2 separate regions of the Homo sapiens genome follow, and region 1 is linked to region 2. A link is a loop called in an ENCODE intact Hi-C map of the cell type or tissue named here. Cell type or tissue: dorsolateral prefrontal cortex. All regions are shown on one strand.

Region 1 (8,000 bases), 59 kb before region 2:
GCCTGGAGCCTATTTTATAAGGGCACTAATCCCATTCATGAGGGCTCTGCCCCATGATCTACTCAACTCCCAAAGGCCCCACTTCTTGACATAGTGGTAATTAGATTTCAACATATACATTTTGTGTGTGTGTGAGGCAGAGTCTCGCTCTGTAGCCCAGGCTGGAGTACAGTAGCACAATGTCAGGTCACTGCAACCTCCATCTCCCAGGTTCAAGCAATTCTCGTGCCTCAACCACCTGAGTAGCTGGGATTACAGGATCCTACCACCACACCCGGCTAATTTTTGTATTTTTAGTAGAGATGGAGTTTCGCCATGTTGCCCAGGCTGGTCTCGAACTCCTGGCCTCAGGTGATCTGCCCGCCTCGGCCTCCCAAAGTGCTGAGGTTACAGACATGAGCCACCGTGCCCAGCCTCAACATATAAATTTTGGCAAAGACACATTCAGACACTATATATCAATATATACTTATAGAGATATATATGCACGTTTTATTTCTATATGTATAGCCATGAGGTTTTTATATAAAAACTATGTTATATATAAAACACATTTAAGGCCGGGCGCGGTGGCTCACGCCTGTAATCCCAGCACTTTGAGAGGCCAAGGCGGGCATATCACCTGAGGTCGAGAGTTCGAGACCAGTCTGACCAACATGGAGAAACCCCATCTCTACTAAAAATACAAAATTAGCGGGGCATAGTGGTGCATGCCTGTAATCCCAGCTACTCGGGAGGCTGAGGCAGGGGAATCGCTTGAACCCGGGAGGCAGAGGTTGTGGTGAGCCAAGATCGCGCCATCACACTCTAGCATGGGCGACAAAAGTGAAACTCTGTCTCGAAAGAAAAAAAAAAAAAACCACACACACATGCGTGTGTGTACATATATATGTATATATGTGCGTGTGTTTGTGTATGTATATGTGTGTGTATATATATATATATACACTTTTTTTTTGAGATGGAGTTTCGCTCTTGTCACCCAGACTGGAGTGTGATGGCGTGATCTCTGCTCACTGCAAATTCTGCCTCCTGGGTTTGCTCGATCAAGCAATTCTCCTGCCTTGGCCTCCCAAGTAGATGAGACTACAGGTGCCTGCCACCACGCCCAGCTAATTTTTGTATTTTTAGTAGAGACGGGGTTTCACCATGTTGGCCAGGCTGGTCTCGTACTCGTGACCTCAGGTGATCCACCCGCCTTGGCCTCGCAAAGTACTGGGATTACAGGCATAAGCCACCACCGTGCCCAGCCTATATATACATTTTTGAAATATATATTTATACATGTATATACATAAAAAATTTTGATACTATATTATATATATACACAAACATAGATTATATATATCTCAGTTACTTTGGAAAAAAAATTTTTAGAGATGGGTTCTCACTGTTGACCAGGCTGCAGTGCAGTGGCAGGAATATATCTCCCTGCAACCTCAAACTGCTGGGCTCAAGCAATCCTCTGGCCTCAGCCTACAGAGTAGCTGGTACTACAGGCTCATGCCACTGCACTCAGCTATATTGTAGTTACTTTTATACCTCTTTGCCTCTCAGTGGAAGTTTTGCTTGGTTATCCCCTCAAAGGGTGGAAGAAGTGGTAAAAAAGAAAAAGGGGCAATTACAGAGGCAGTTGGGGGAAAAAAAGGAATGGAAAAGGATGATCTAAAGACAGATTTTGCCAACTCAGTGTTTTTTGTTTATTTTCTGTCTTTGCCTAAGTTTAGTTTAACTTTCAGTAATTTTCTTCAAAATAAAAACTCTACATTATAAAAACAAGCAAACAAAAAAGATAATGGAGGGATGCCAGGCACAGTGGCCTGTAATACCAACACTTCTGGAGGCCAAAGTGGCAGAATTGCTTGAGTATAGGAGTTTGAGACTAGCCTGGGCAACACAGTGAGACCCCATCTCTACAAAAAACTTGAAAAAAAAATTAGCCAGGCATGATGGTGCATGCCTGTAGTCCCAGCTACCCAGGAGGCTGAGGTGGGAGGATCACTTGAGCCCAAGAGTTCAAGGCTACTGTGAGCTATGACCGCGCCACTGCACAAGCAAATCATTCAAGTCTTTTATGTCAATTCTCTGCAGGGAGGTGCAGACCTGCAAGAGGCCTGAAGAAGGCCCAAGAAGGCCTGACTCATTTCCTCCTCAGCCTGAGTTCTAATGGCAATAAGAAAGGTCCCAAAGTGAAGGAGTTCGGCATCCTGAACAACTCTGTCTGACTACATACCACAATTACAGCAGGCACCTTTCCTAGCCCCAGACACACATTCTAAAAAAGTTTTCTGCAAAACTATACAATATCTTTCCTTTACAGCAGTTGAAGAGACTTCACTGGAAATACTAGCCAAATCCAGGGAGTAAATCTGATACATCTGAGGTTCCCTTCAGGAAATAATAGCACAGCAGGGTCTGCATGGGGTGCTTGTTTTCAACGTAGCTAAAATATCACACATGGGCTCAGGGATCTTTTATTCAAATTCCCAATATAAAATAAAGGTTTAGACATTCAGGAGCCAATATGCCCATTTTTATTCATTTTCTTAAAAAAAATAGCCTTCATTTTTTAAAGATAGAAAAAAAATGATCAAATAAATCTCAGGGCTTAGCTGTCAGTACCTTACTGTTTTTTTAAAGATATATATATTACCCAAATGTGGTAGCCTAACACTTACCTTTGAAGCATGTAATATCTCATTTCCTTATTTTCCTCTGGAGAACCCTCCATATCAAGATGGGAAAAGAATGGAAGCTTTTTCTTCAGATTTCGGCCTTGTAAACACAAGCCGCAGTTCCTCCTCCTGTTGCAGCTGCTTAAAACCCAGGAGGACAAGAGATACTGTGCCTTCTGCCTGGCTTCAGTCAGACTAGAATACTCCTGATGGCCTCAAACTATAGTCTTTTTGTCTAATTGTTCCCAATTTCCTTCTTTCCCCACCTTTCTCTTCCTTTTTGCATCTTCTCTCCTCCACACACTTAGCTTACACACACAATTAGTTGATTTCCCAAGGGAACTGAGAGGAGCCGGGGAGAAATATAAAAGCTTGTTTAACTAGAAAGTAGATCTTAGCAGCTCTCCTTTAGTTGCAGCAAACATTTTCAACAACAGTCACTTTCTTCTGACAGTCAACGGAGAAAAGCTCCACTGCCTCTCCTGGCTGCCAGGAGCACATGACAGGGAAAGCCCAGGACAAAAAGACCAAATTTACAAGGACAATTAAGCCAAGAAAATAATGGGCTCATGAAATCCAGAGGGAGGAGCACAGCTCGGTCTAAAGAGGTAATTTCTGAGATCCAATCAAAACAAATAATACCAATTATCAGACTGCACGGTGGGGAAAAGCAGGTCAGGTGGGAAAGTAAGCACGTAGAAAGGAAACACGCCACTACTAGGGAACTTAGAATCAAGTGTGAGCCACGATTCTAATTTTCAGGCCAAAGTAGTGGTATATATAGACACCTAAACTAAGGTTTTATGCACCAAAGCTTGAGAATAGGAATGGAGCTGGTACAAAACGGATACAGAAAAGATTGTGGGTTAAACCCTTAAAAGGAAAAGAGACCCTGACAAATATTTTGGAGGTCTAACCCCCTTAAGCAGGGAAGAAAAATCCTGCCTAGAAAGACTACTTACTGAGACACATATATTACTATGAAAGCAAATTTGCCACAGACAGATCTCTTAAAGAAATAAACACTAGCTGAATGTTATCTTGTAATATCTTCCTGTTTTTAGCTTTTACTTAAGTAGATGCTCATGATATTCTGTGTATTAGGAGAAAAATCAATGGCAAAAGACCCTAAAGGCTTAGAATCTATAGAAAGACAACTTCCTGAGGCAAGTCCTCAGGACTGTACACCAAATCTAACCTGAATCATGAACCATAAAAAATTTATTCCCATCAAAATGCTGGATAGAAATAGTTAACAATCTGATGCCAACCACGCTGAGAATATATTAAGCTTCCAGAAAAACCTTCAAAAACAGAAGTACACAAATGACCTGGAGCATAGATAGAAGTTAAATAATCAGATAAAAGATAAATGATTACAACAAACAAACATTGATCTGAAGGACATTCGGGCAACTTAAGTTGTAAAGACTCAAGTTGCCCAAATTTGAAAGCAACTCAATCAGGCCACCCAACATGACAACCAGCTATAATAAAAAATGGAAGTCCTGGTTGTTCTCTGGTCTGTACTTCACATCATCCCTTCCACAATGTGCCAATGCCCATTAAGTTAGTCAAGTTTACTTTCCCTTTAAAGAACCAAGCTGACACAGAGGAGCCCTTCTATCTTTACGTCTCTTCAGAATAACCTGTCTCAAAAATAGAGCACTGCAGCCTTTGTTCAGGAAAGTTCAGTAGCCACAGATGAGAAGCTGCTCAATTTTACACACACTTAAGTGTCTACAAAACAAACTTGTTATACAAGTTCACCATTCAAAAATGCAAATAAAGCACTAAGTGTAAAAATAAGGCAGACTATTTTGCACTCAACTATATCAGAAAAATATACTAAAGAGGCACACTCAATAATCGAGTTTATGCTTCCTTTCACCAAACGGATCTTTCTACGACAACCAAACACTAACACAGCATACCCAGGTCCAAAAGCAAAGCTAGAGATCTATATAGATCTTTTATAGACACTGCTGCTCACAATCTTTCTCTAATATTAGAATACAAGAAATAAAAAGCCACATTCATTTCTCCAAATTTAAAGCATCCCCCTTTTAATCTACCATGAACAGTGTCCAACGTAGACACATACCTGGCACAAAATCCAACTAGAAGCCCACACTGATCCCAGCATTGTAACATGCCAAACACCAAGGATGACGTAGCAGTTTACCCGGCAGACAGTGATGCATTCGCTAGCTTGACTGCAACACAGTCTGAGTTATACTGCAGCACACACACTGTGAGAGACTGTTTTACATTGGGTTTTTACAAGCAGAGAAATCTTGGATCAAGGATGTGTCTCTGTCAAAAAATCAAGTGACCATATATTTAAAGGTTTCTTTGTGGACTCTAAATTCTGATCCATTGACCTATATGCCTAGCCTTGAAGCAATGCCACATGGTCTTGATAACTGTGACTTTATAGTAGGTTTTGAAATCAGGTAGTATGAAGACCTCCAACTTCACATTCCCTTTTCAAAAGTGTTTTGGCTATTCTAGGTCCTTTGTTTCCATGTAAATTTTAGGATCGGCTTGTCAAATTCTAGAAAGAAAAAGAAAGGCTGCTGGAAATTTGATATGGACTGTGAATTTATGATCAATTTAAGGAGAACTGCTGTCTTGACAATATTGAGTCCTCTAATCCATGAACATGGACTGCCTCTCCATTTATTTAGATTTTATTTAATTTCTTTTTTTTTTCTTTTTTGAGATGGAGTCTCGCTCTGTCTCCCAGGCTGGAGTGCAGTGGCACGATCTCCACTTACAACCTCTGCCATCTGGGTTCAAGCGATTCTCCTGCCTCAGCCTCCCAAGTAGCTGGAACTAAAAGAACACCACCACGCCCAGCTAATTTTTTGTATTTTTATTAGAGACAGGGTTTCACCATGTTGGACAGGCTGGTCTGGAACTCTTTTTTTTTTTTTTTTTGAGACAGGGTTTCGCTCTTGTGACCCAGGCTGGAGTGCAATGGCGCGATCTCGGCTCACTGCAATCTGCAACCTCCACCTCCCGGGTTCAAGCGATTCTCCCGCCTCAGCCTCCCGAGTAGCTGGGATTACAGGTGACTGCCACCATGCCAGGCTAATATTTGTATTTTTAGTAGAGATGGGGTTTAACCATGTTGGCCAGACTGGTCTCGAACTCCTGACCTCAGGTGATCCACCCACCTCAGCCTCCCAAAGTGCTGGGATTACAGGCGTGAGCCACCACACCCGGCCGGTCTGGAACTCTTGACCTCAGGTGATCCATCCGCCTCAGCCTCTGGGTTTGGGATTACAGGCGTGAGCCACCACCCCTGGCTGATTTTATTTAATTTCTGTCAGCAATGTTCCACAAGTTTTAGTGTATAAGTCTTATACCTTTTTTGCTCAATTTATTCCTATTTTATTCTTTTTAATGCTATCATGAACAGAATATTTTCTTAATTTCATTTTTGGATTGTTCATTTCTAGCTAGCATATAGAAATATACTTAACTTTTCTATATAGATCTTACACCCTGTGATCTTGATAAACTCATTTAAAAATTTTTTGTTAACAATTTTACTGAGATACAATTCACACACCATACATTTCACCCACTTAAAGGGTACAATTCAATAGTTTTTAGTATATTCACATAGTTATGAACTATCATCACAATAAATTTAAGGACATTTTCATTTCATTATATGTGTCATTTTTTTAAAGAGACGAGGTCTTGCTATGTTGCACAGGCTGGACTTAAACTCCTAGGCTCAAGCAATCCTCCTGCCTCAGCCTCCCAAGTAGCTGGGACTACAGGAACGTGCACCACGCATGGCAATTTTAGAACATTTTTATTACCTCCAAAAGAAACCCCATGCCCAGTAGCAGCCACTCCTCATTTCTCCAATATGCTCCCCAATCCTAGCCAACCACTAATCTACTTTCTGTCTTTATAGATTTGCCTATTACAGACATTTCATATAAATGGAATAATATAATATGTGGCCTTTTGTGACTGGCTTCTTTCATTTAGCATAATGTTTTCAATGCTGTAGCATATATCAGTACTTCATTTCTTTTTATGGTTGAACAATATTTCAATGTGTGGACACACCATATTTTGTTTATACATCATCAGTTAATGGATATTGGGTTGTTTCCATTTTGTGGCTCTTATTAATAATGTTATGAACATTCATGTATAAACTTTTATGTGGACATATGCTTTCCTTTCTCTTGGGTATACAATAAGGAGTGAAGCTGCCAGATCATATGGTTCATATGGTGAGAGTTTAGTTTTATAAGAAAGTGTCAAATTAGCCGGGCACAGTGGCTCACGCCTATAATCCTAGCACTTTGGGAGGCCGAGGCAAGTGGATCACTTGAGATCAGGAGTTCAAGACCGGCCTGGCCCACATGGTGAAACCCCATCTCTACTAAAAATACAAAAATTACCTGGGCATGGTGGCAGGCACCTGTAATACCAGCTACTCAGGAGGCTGAGGCAGGAGAATCGCATGAACCCAGGAGGCGGAGGTTGCAGTGAGCCAAGATCGCGCCATTGCATTCCAGCCTGGGCAACAGAGCGAGACTCCGTCTCAAAAAAAAGAAAGTGTCAAATTATTTTCCAGAGTGGCTGTATCATTTTACATTCCCACCAGCAATGTACAAGAAATCCAATTTTTCTGCATTCTCACAAACCTTTGGTATTGTGTCTATTTCTTATTTTAGGCATTCTGATAAGTGTGTAATGATATCTCATTGCTATTTTAATTTGCATTTTCCTAATACTAATTAATATTTGCATTTTCCTAATACCTAATAACTATTAGATAATTATAAAACATCTTTTCATGTGTTTATTTGCCATAGGTATATCCTCTTTGGTTTCATTTGCTTCTTTTTAAAAATCATTTCTCTTTTCTTATTGAGAATTTCTATTTATTTTATTTTTAATTTTTTGAGACAGAGTCTTGCTCTTTTGCCCAGGCTGGAATGCAGTGGTGCAAACACTCAATATGCTCAAGCGATCCTCCTGCCTCAGCCTCCCAAGTAGCTGGGACCACAGACATATGCTGCCATGCTCAAATAATTTTAAAATTTTTGTAGATGGAGTCTCAAATTCCTGGGCTCAGGAAATCCACCCCGCTTGCCTCCCAAAAGCACTGGGATTACAAGCATGAGCCACTGCACTCAGCTGAGAAGTTCTATTTATTGATTCATTGTTGTCATGCTTAAAAAAACAGTATTTAAGGGGCCAGGCGCGGTGGCTCATGCCTATAATCCCAGCACTTTGGAAGGTAGAGGCGGGCAATAACCTGAGGTCAGGAGTTCGAGACCAGCC
Region 2 (8,000 bases):
GGCAGGATTGCTAGAACCTGAGAGGTGGAGGTTGCAGTGAGCCGAGATCGTGCCACTGCACTCCAGCCTGGGCAAAAGAGCGAGACTCCGACTCCAAAAAATAATAAAATAAAATTAAATTGAAACAAGCAAAAAACCAGTTAATAATCTGTTAATAATCTGTTAAAGTAGAAGATTAATGGTAATTATCTCAATAGTTAATAGGAATTTTTTAGCCAATGAGTTTCTACTGTTTATTCGCTTTTTTGTAATCTTACTGTTTTACGGGTTTGGAAAGATACTTGACACATAGCTCCTATAATTATTATTATTATTATTTTTTTGAGACGGAGTCTCACTCTGTCACCCAGGCTGGAGTACAGTGGCGCAATCTCAGCTCACTGCAAGCTCTGCCTCCCAGGTTCATGCCATTCTCCTGCCTCAGCCTTCCGAGTAGCTGGGACTGCAGGTGCCTACCACCACACCCAGCTAATTTTTTGTATTTTTAGTAGAGACGGGGTTTCACTGTGTTAGCCAGGATGGTGTCGATCTCCAGACCTTGTGATTCGCCAGCCTCGACCTCTCAAAGTGCTAGGATTACAGGAGTGAGCCACCGCGCCCGGCAGCTTCTATAATTGTTAATCTTTAAGAACATGTTAGATAATGAGATAACTTTTTTTTCTGAATTACAAAAGGATTCTCTTCTCCTCCCACAATTGAAAATACTAATTTCTAATGCATTATTCCACAGTTTGTATTTTAATTTACTTCTTTCCTCAACTAAGACTATTAGGATATTAGCCATCCAATTAAAGGAAAAAAAGATTTTAAAGAAAGAAAAACACTAGCCCTAAACCTGTTAAACCAGTCCACGTGACAGGTATAAAAATTTTCCTAGTCATTGACTGCAAAGGAAATAATGTTACATAGTGATCTACACCTGAACCTGTTCACAGCACTTTAGAGAGGTCAACATCAGATGAGAGAGCGTTCTCTGAGGCTGGCTTTCACAATACCAGGTCTTCAGCATTACCTAGTTTTTGAACTATAAATTCACTAAGATAAATGCCACCATTTCCCAAGACTTCCTTTTTAAAAAGCAATTTAATCTTATGCTTGATGTATTTCTATTATGCACTGGTAAATCAAAACAAAACAAGCCTGGCGTGGTGGCTCATGCCTATAATCCCAGCACTTTGGGAGGCCGAGGAGGGTGGATCACCTGAGGTCAGGAGTTGGAGACCAGCCTGGCCAACATGGTGAAACCCTGTCTCTACCGAAAATACAAAAATTAGCCAGGCGTAGTGGCGCACGCGTGTAATCCCAGCTACTCGGGAGGCTGAGGCATGAGAATCTCTTGAAACCAGGAGACGAAGGTTGCAGTGAGCCAAGATCGCACCATTGCACTCCAGTCTGGGTGACAGAGCAAGACTCCATCTCAAACAAACAAACAAAACAACAACAACAAAATTCTACAACACTAGTAAACACAGATGGCTTCATAAATTAATACTTTACCTTTGGCATCTTTCATATGCCCACTTTAAAATGTTTAATATTCTTGGGTTCACATCAGTCCTCCTGTTATGCATTCAGTTTTACTGAGAAATGAAGAAACTGAGGCAAGAGAAGTGGGAAAAAACTTGCTATTTGTAGCAAGCAGGCATCTATCTGGACAGGTAAACTGTGGTCCTGCTCTATTAGGCCACAATGCTTTTCTGAAAAGTGCCTGTCAAATAAGCACCACAGAAATCCTTCTCATCACAGACATCCAGGGCATCCCCCTCAAGAAGGGACAAATATGAGTATTCTTCCCTGCTGAGTGAGAAAAGACCATGTAACCAAAGAAAGCATGCTTCTCAATCTATACTACCGAATTGGGAGGGAAAAAATGAATGGAAAGAGAGAGAAAATCCAAGGAAATAAACTTCTGAGACTGAAGATGTGGTTATTAGGTTTATCCACACATTAGGAAATTACTGAAACATCGCTTAAGTAGAAACAGAATCAGGAAGGCCTAGGGTCTTTTTTTTTATTCCAGTCTTAAACCTCCAAACAAAAATATCTGAAATTAAACTATTTCTCCTGAGCAGTTATATTCTTAAATGTCTCTATAGAACCCACAAGGCCTACACGAAGTCCCTGATTTTTAGAGGTGATTTCAAGTGTCCATTAGTGTCCACTCTCCCACTCTCAAATCCAAAATAATGTTGGCCCCGATCCGGGCAGGACCTTCACGCACATTTTCCTGTGAAATCATTAGCTTCACATCAGCTTCCTACGTCCTATTTCCAGTAACTTCCCTTGATCAGCATGGCAAACGAGGAGAGTAACAAAAGGCATGTACATTTACTATGTCCCTCGCAGAGAACATAATAAAATCCTGGGAACAGGAACTGGCAGATACAACCTGCCTGGCCCTGGCTCTCGCCACGATACAAAGGCACGGAGAGAGCAAGTGAGGTCTGCACCCCACACCTCACTCTGCAAGAGAGAAAGGACTTTCAATGCAATCAGACCCAACCCGCAACGCCCCCTTCCCACGTGGTCTTCTCCCTCTCCCGAGCCCAGAATCGGATTGGAGAGGGGTCTGGAAGGAATCAGACCACGCTGGAGCTGGGCAAGAGGGGTGGCGGGCGAGCTCCAGGCAGAAACTCCAGCCCCCCTTCCTAGAGGAGCCCTGAACTGTACGCCTCCCAGTTCCGGGATCTGAATCCCCACCTCCCGAGACCCCAGACCTCTCCATGTCTCTAGGGAGGGGACCTCAAGGCCTCAGAGCTGCGGGAAGGGCTGGGCTGCCCCGCACCCGATCTGGATAGTGTGGAGCCCAGGCCGCGTGCGGGTGAGCGGAGGCTGGGAGGCGGCCCCCTGCCTGCCGCCGCCCCTCCCTTGGCCCCAGTTTCTCCAGGTCCCCGGTCACAGGTTCTGGGCCGGCCCTCACCTCACCTCAGGGTGGCAACGTGTGCGGTCGGGCGATTCCGGAGCCCCTGCGTGGAGGAACTGCTGGGCGGGAGGAGACGCCGGCGGCTCGGGCGATGGCTGACAGGCGTGCAGCACCAGGCCGGCCCGGCACACGGAGAAGGGGCGGGGCTTCAGGGGCCTGACCCGCCCCCGCCCCGCCCCTGTCTCCCACCTCAGCCGGCGAGCTCCATGAGGTGACTACGTCCGGGGTTACTCCAGGCCGTTCACCTCCGACCCCGCTCCGGGCTGCGGCGCTGCCAGGGCCGCCGGGGGGCGAGGCGCGGGCCCGAGGGCTCAGCGGCAGCCAATGGGAGGGCGGCGCGGGGCGGAGCGATGTGAGGCGATGCCGATGGTCCGAGCGCGGATCTGCCATTCGGGGCCCAGCGGCTAGAGGGCGGGCGGGCCGCGGGCGGGCCGCGGGCGGGCCCTGGGCAGTCGTGGCGCCCCTGGCCCGGCCTTCGCGGCCCCTTCTGCCACAGCCGGGTACGGGGCCAACCCCTCGGCTCCTCCTCCTGGCGGAGAGGGGAGTGGGGGAAGCGGTCCCGCATGCGCCTCGCATCAGGGACAGAGGCGTCCCAAGTGAGGGGCCAGGACTAGCCGGCCTGTAGAGGCGGGGAAAGGGAACCCAGAATTAAGGCGGGCTAGAATGGGGCAGGCGGTGTGCGGGCCCGTTTGTCTGTTTAATCCTAACACATTAACAAGGGGTGGGCAATCGCGTCCACTACCTGTCCTCATCACGCTGGCTGGTTTCCAAGTCTGGGCGAGCTAAGTAACCCCATGCTGGAACTCCATAACCAGCCCCCCGTTTCGCTCCTCAGCCCCGAGACAGCCCACTCCAAAGGTGTTATACATGCTGGATCCTGGCGTGTTGAGGAGAAGCCTCAGTAAACGAAGCTCAGTAAGAAGGGGAATGTACCAAAGAACCACCGTCTTCTGCCTGCCCTGAGCAAAATAGTTGCCACAGCGTTCCAGACTTTTCGGATTGGAGAATGCTTCCCGTCCTCCACTGTGGGCACGCCGAGCCTTTGAGAGGAAGCCAGTCGGTGTCTCTAGTTTTGCCAGTTACTTCATAGCAAGACTTTCATGGTAGCTGTGTGTTGAAAATTAATAATAACTGGAAGGGGTCCCAACACAATACAAACATTGCGTAGGGAAGAAACTTGGAGAAAATTGCACTTGAGAAGAACAGGGTGAACTCAGCCCTTCCAAGGAGGAATTTAATGAAGCATGCAGCGCACCTTCTTAATGCTTACAAACTTGTGAGGAAGGCCAGGAGAGGTGCAGAGGATGACAGTTTGGTAGGAAGAAGTTCCACGCCAGAGAGTAAAAAGTGAATAGGATAGAAATACATGCCCAGGTAAGAAGTTCTTGGCGGAAGCTGAGGCAGAAAGAGGGAAAGATTGGTCAACAAGGAACAATATTTATCTAGGAGCCCTCATAATCCCACTAAGTGGGGCTTCCCTAAGAATTTATCAACCCATTTTTAAAATAATAGGGTCAAGCACAGTGGCACGTACCTGGACTGTAGTCCCACCTACTCAGAAGGCTGAGGTGGGTGGATGGCTTGAGGCGAGGAGTTCAAGTCTATATGTAGTGTACTGTGCCTGCGCCTGTGAATAGCCACTGCACCCCAGCACTGGCAACGTAAAAAGACCCCATCTCTAAATAAATAAGTTAATTAAATAACAGGGATTGGAAGCAGAGAACTTAGGAAAGATGTGGACTTTACAGAACAGGGATTCATATTTCACAATAATTATATCACTAATATATCAATCAGTTGGACAAATGTAGTGGGAGGAAAAAGATAATTGGGCAAGACTTCCTGGTTTAGTAAGATGTTTGATTTGACTCACCGAAAAAAATGGCCTGGGAAGAGGGAAGCCTTGCCTTTCCATAACAGCAGTCTCTGAAGCTGACATGAAGGGAGTGACTTCAAAAGAACTAAAAACCATGCGGTTGCCTCTTACTTTTCTTTTACCTTTCCTAGATCCTCTTAAGTAATAGGAATTCTTTCCCCAGGATTCTTTTTTTTTTTTTTTTGAGATGGAGTCTCGCTCTGTCGCCCAGGCTGGAGTGCCGTGGTGCAATCTCAGCTCACTGCAACCTCCACCTCCCAGGTTCAAGCCATTCTCCTGCCTCAGCCTCCCGAATAGCTGGGACTCCAGGCACAAACCACCAAGTCCAGCTAATTTTTGTATTTTTAGTAGAGACGGGGTTTCACCATGTTGGCCAGGATGGTCTCGATCTCTTGACCTCGTGATCCGCCCACCTTAGCCTCCCAAAGTGCTGGCCGCAAATGTGAGCCACCACGCCAAGTCTCCCCAGGATTCTTAATGGTGTTGCTGTTTACCAGCTTTACAAGCTCTGCAAAACCAGGGATTTACCCTCAAAAACTGTCCTTATGTGAAATTTCAGCCAGCCCCTGCATGTCCTGCTTTTGACTTCACTGATTATTTTAAATAATTGAGCTTTCTAAAGAACTGGCCAAAGAAAGTCCTAATAGAAGCTACAGTGAAAAAAAAAGTAATTAAGGAAGGATGAGTTACGATACCAAGGTCACTTACAGAGGATCTAATAATCTAATTGTTATCACCAAATGCTAAGACAGCTGGGCAGAGAATGAGCAAAGAGCTGTGTCTTTAAGACAGTACAACTGGAATTTCAGCAACCCCTGAGTGTTACGGTGTTTGGTGCATGCCACAACCTGCCCATCCCTACTGTAGGTTCTTTAGAGCTGCTCCATGAGTTATTGCTACACAAGCTATTACGTCTGTAAGAGGCGGAGGAGGAGAACCAAAGGGTGGAGAGAACTTACTATATGAGACTAACAAATGGAAGAGAAGGATGAGTGGTACATTTCTAGAAGCTGATACTAGAGGTCTGTTATGGGCTGAATTGTATCCCAAAATTCATTTGTTGAAGTCCTAACCCCTAATACCTCAGAATGTGAGTATATTTGGAGACAAAGTCTTTATAGAGGTAATTAAATTAAAATGAGGTCATAAGGGTGGGCCCTAATCCAGTATGACTGTCGTCCTTATAAGACGAGGCGACGAGGACACAGACACACATATGAAGACATAGGGCATGCATGGCCATGTACAAACCAAGGAGAAAATATCAGAAAAAAACTAACTGCTGACACCTTAATCTTGGACTTCTAGCCTTCAGAACTGAGGAAATGCATTTCTGTTGTTTAAGCCACCAGTTTGTGGTACTTTGCTATAACAGCCCTAGAAAACGAATACAAAATCCCAAATATATGACTTCCAGGGTTTTCAAGGTGATGTAAAGGTATTAGGGACTCATCCTGAGCATCCCAGCTACCTTCCAACCTTAAAGTTGCTTTCTTATCTTCCTGTGGGTAAAGTCAGAAAAGTATGAGAGGTCCCTGTCTTCAAGGTGATTATAGTCTATTTAAGAAGACAAAACTAGCACATTAAAACAGAGTGTCTGTGTCACACTCTTTAGATGATAGCCATATGAATTTGTAATAGCCATAGATGAGAAAAGATAAATTCTCAAAAATTGATAAACCCAGATATATATAAACATTATATGCGCCACTGTCCAGACAGCTTCATTTGGCATTTTTCGGTCAAATATTTAGATTAGGGCATCGTTTCTCAAAGCATGTCCCACTAACCACCTGATGAAACAAACACTAGGGTGCGCCAGGCGCGGTGGCTCACGCCTGTAATCCCAGCACTTTGGGAGGCCGAGGCGAGGCGGGTGGATCACGAGGTCAGGATATCGAGACCATCCTGGCTAATGTGGTGAAACCCCGTCTCTACTAAAAACGCAAAAAATTAGCCAGATGTGGTGGCGGGCGCCTGTAGTCCCCGCTACTCCGGAGGCTGAGGCAGGAAAATGGCGCGAACCCGGGAGGCGGAGCTTGCAGTAAGCTGAGATCGCGCCACTGCACTCCAGCCTGGCGACAGAGCGAGACTCCGTCTCAAAAAAAAAAAAAAAAACAAAACCACCAGGGTGCTTGTTAAAAATGCAGATTCCCAGCCCTTTTTTTTTTTTTTAATCACAACTACTCACTGCAGCCTCAACTCCTGGGCTCAAGCGATCCTGCCACCTCAGCCTCTCAAGTAGCTGGGACTACAGGGACATGCCACCACACCTGGTTGACTTTTTCTTTTCTCTTTCTCTTTTTCTTTTTTTTTTTTTTTTTTTTTTTGAGACGGTCTCGCTCTGTCACCCAGGCTGGAGTGCAGTGGCACGATCTCGGCTCACTGCAACCTCCACCTCCCGGGTTCAAGCGATTCTTCTGCCTCAGCCTCTCAAGTAGCTGGGATTACTGGCGCGTGCCACCATGCCCAGCTAATTTTTGTATTTTTAGGAGAGACGCGGCTTCACCATGTTGGTCAGGCTGGTCTTAAACTCCTGACCTTGTGATCCACCCGCCTTGGCCTCCCAAAGTGCTGGGATTACAGGCGTGAGCCACTGGACCTGGCCGACTTTTTCTTTTTTTAAAGCATCCCTAATAATTAATCACCCTAAAGTTTGAGAACAGTCGTTTAAGATTTATCATTATTGTTCCCCTCTTTGTGTGCCAGAGTCTCTGTTGAACAACAAGGCCTTCAATACCTGTCACTCTTAGGACAAGAAAGTCTCTCAAGTCAGGTTTGAGTTGAATCAAGGGAGGAAACAAAGTGCCTTAATAGAAAATAGAACCATGGGCTGGGTATGGTGGCTCACGCCTGTAATCCCAGCACTTTGGGAACACAAGGCGGGTGGATCACCCGAGGTCAGGAGTTCTAGACCAGCCTGGCCAACATAGTGAAACCCTGTCTCTAATAAAAATACAAAATTTGCGGCAGGGCACGGTGGCTCATGCCTGTAAACCCAGCACTTCGGGAGGACGAGGCGGGTGGATCACCTGAGATCAGGAGTTCAAGACTAGCCTGGCCAATATGGTGAAACCCTGTCTGTACTAAAAATACAAAAAATTAGCTGGGCATGGTGGCAGGCGCCTGTAATCCCAGCTACTCAGGAGGTGAGGCAGGAGAATTGTTTGAACCCAGGAGGCAGAGGTTGCAGTGAGCCGA

What was found. Hi-C counts contacts between places; a loop is a spot of excess contacts. Peaks named below come from ENCODE experiments on the same cell type or tissue, not always from the same donor. Only the 100,000 strongest peaks of a DNase experiment are listed, where the experiment ranks them.
Region 1: it touches region 2 in a loop (7-fold over the local background); 7 of 110 quality-filtered maps call a loop at or near these places.

Annotation. Positions count from the first base shown.
Region 1 is chr17:37,296,602-37,304,601 of GRCh38, forward strand. All of the region lies in intron 3 of ACACA (acetyl-CoA carboxylase alpha), which reads right to left. Among named protein-coding and RNA genes, the nearest start is that of SNORA90, 56 kb to the left of the region's middle. In dorsolateral prefrontal cortex, no CTCF peak of the experiment used is centred here; DNase peaks (open chromatin) are centred at 3,169 and 4,820; H3K4me3 peaks cover 3,044 bases; H3K27ac peaks cover 3,188 bases.
Region 2 is chr17:37,356,074-37,364,073 of GRCh38, forward strand. All of the region lies in intron 1 of ACACA (acetyl-CoA carboxylase alpha), which reads right to left. Among named protein-coding and RNA genes, the nearest start is that of C17orf78, 16 kb to the right of the region's middle. In dorsolateral prefrontal cortex, CTCF peaks have their summits at 3,250 (motif pointing right) and 3,459 (motif pointing left); DNase peaks (open chromatin) are centred at 2,508 and 3,288; H3K4me3 peaks cover 3,384 bases; H3K27ac peaks cover 3,121 bases.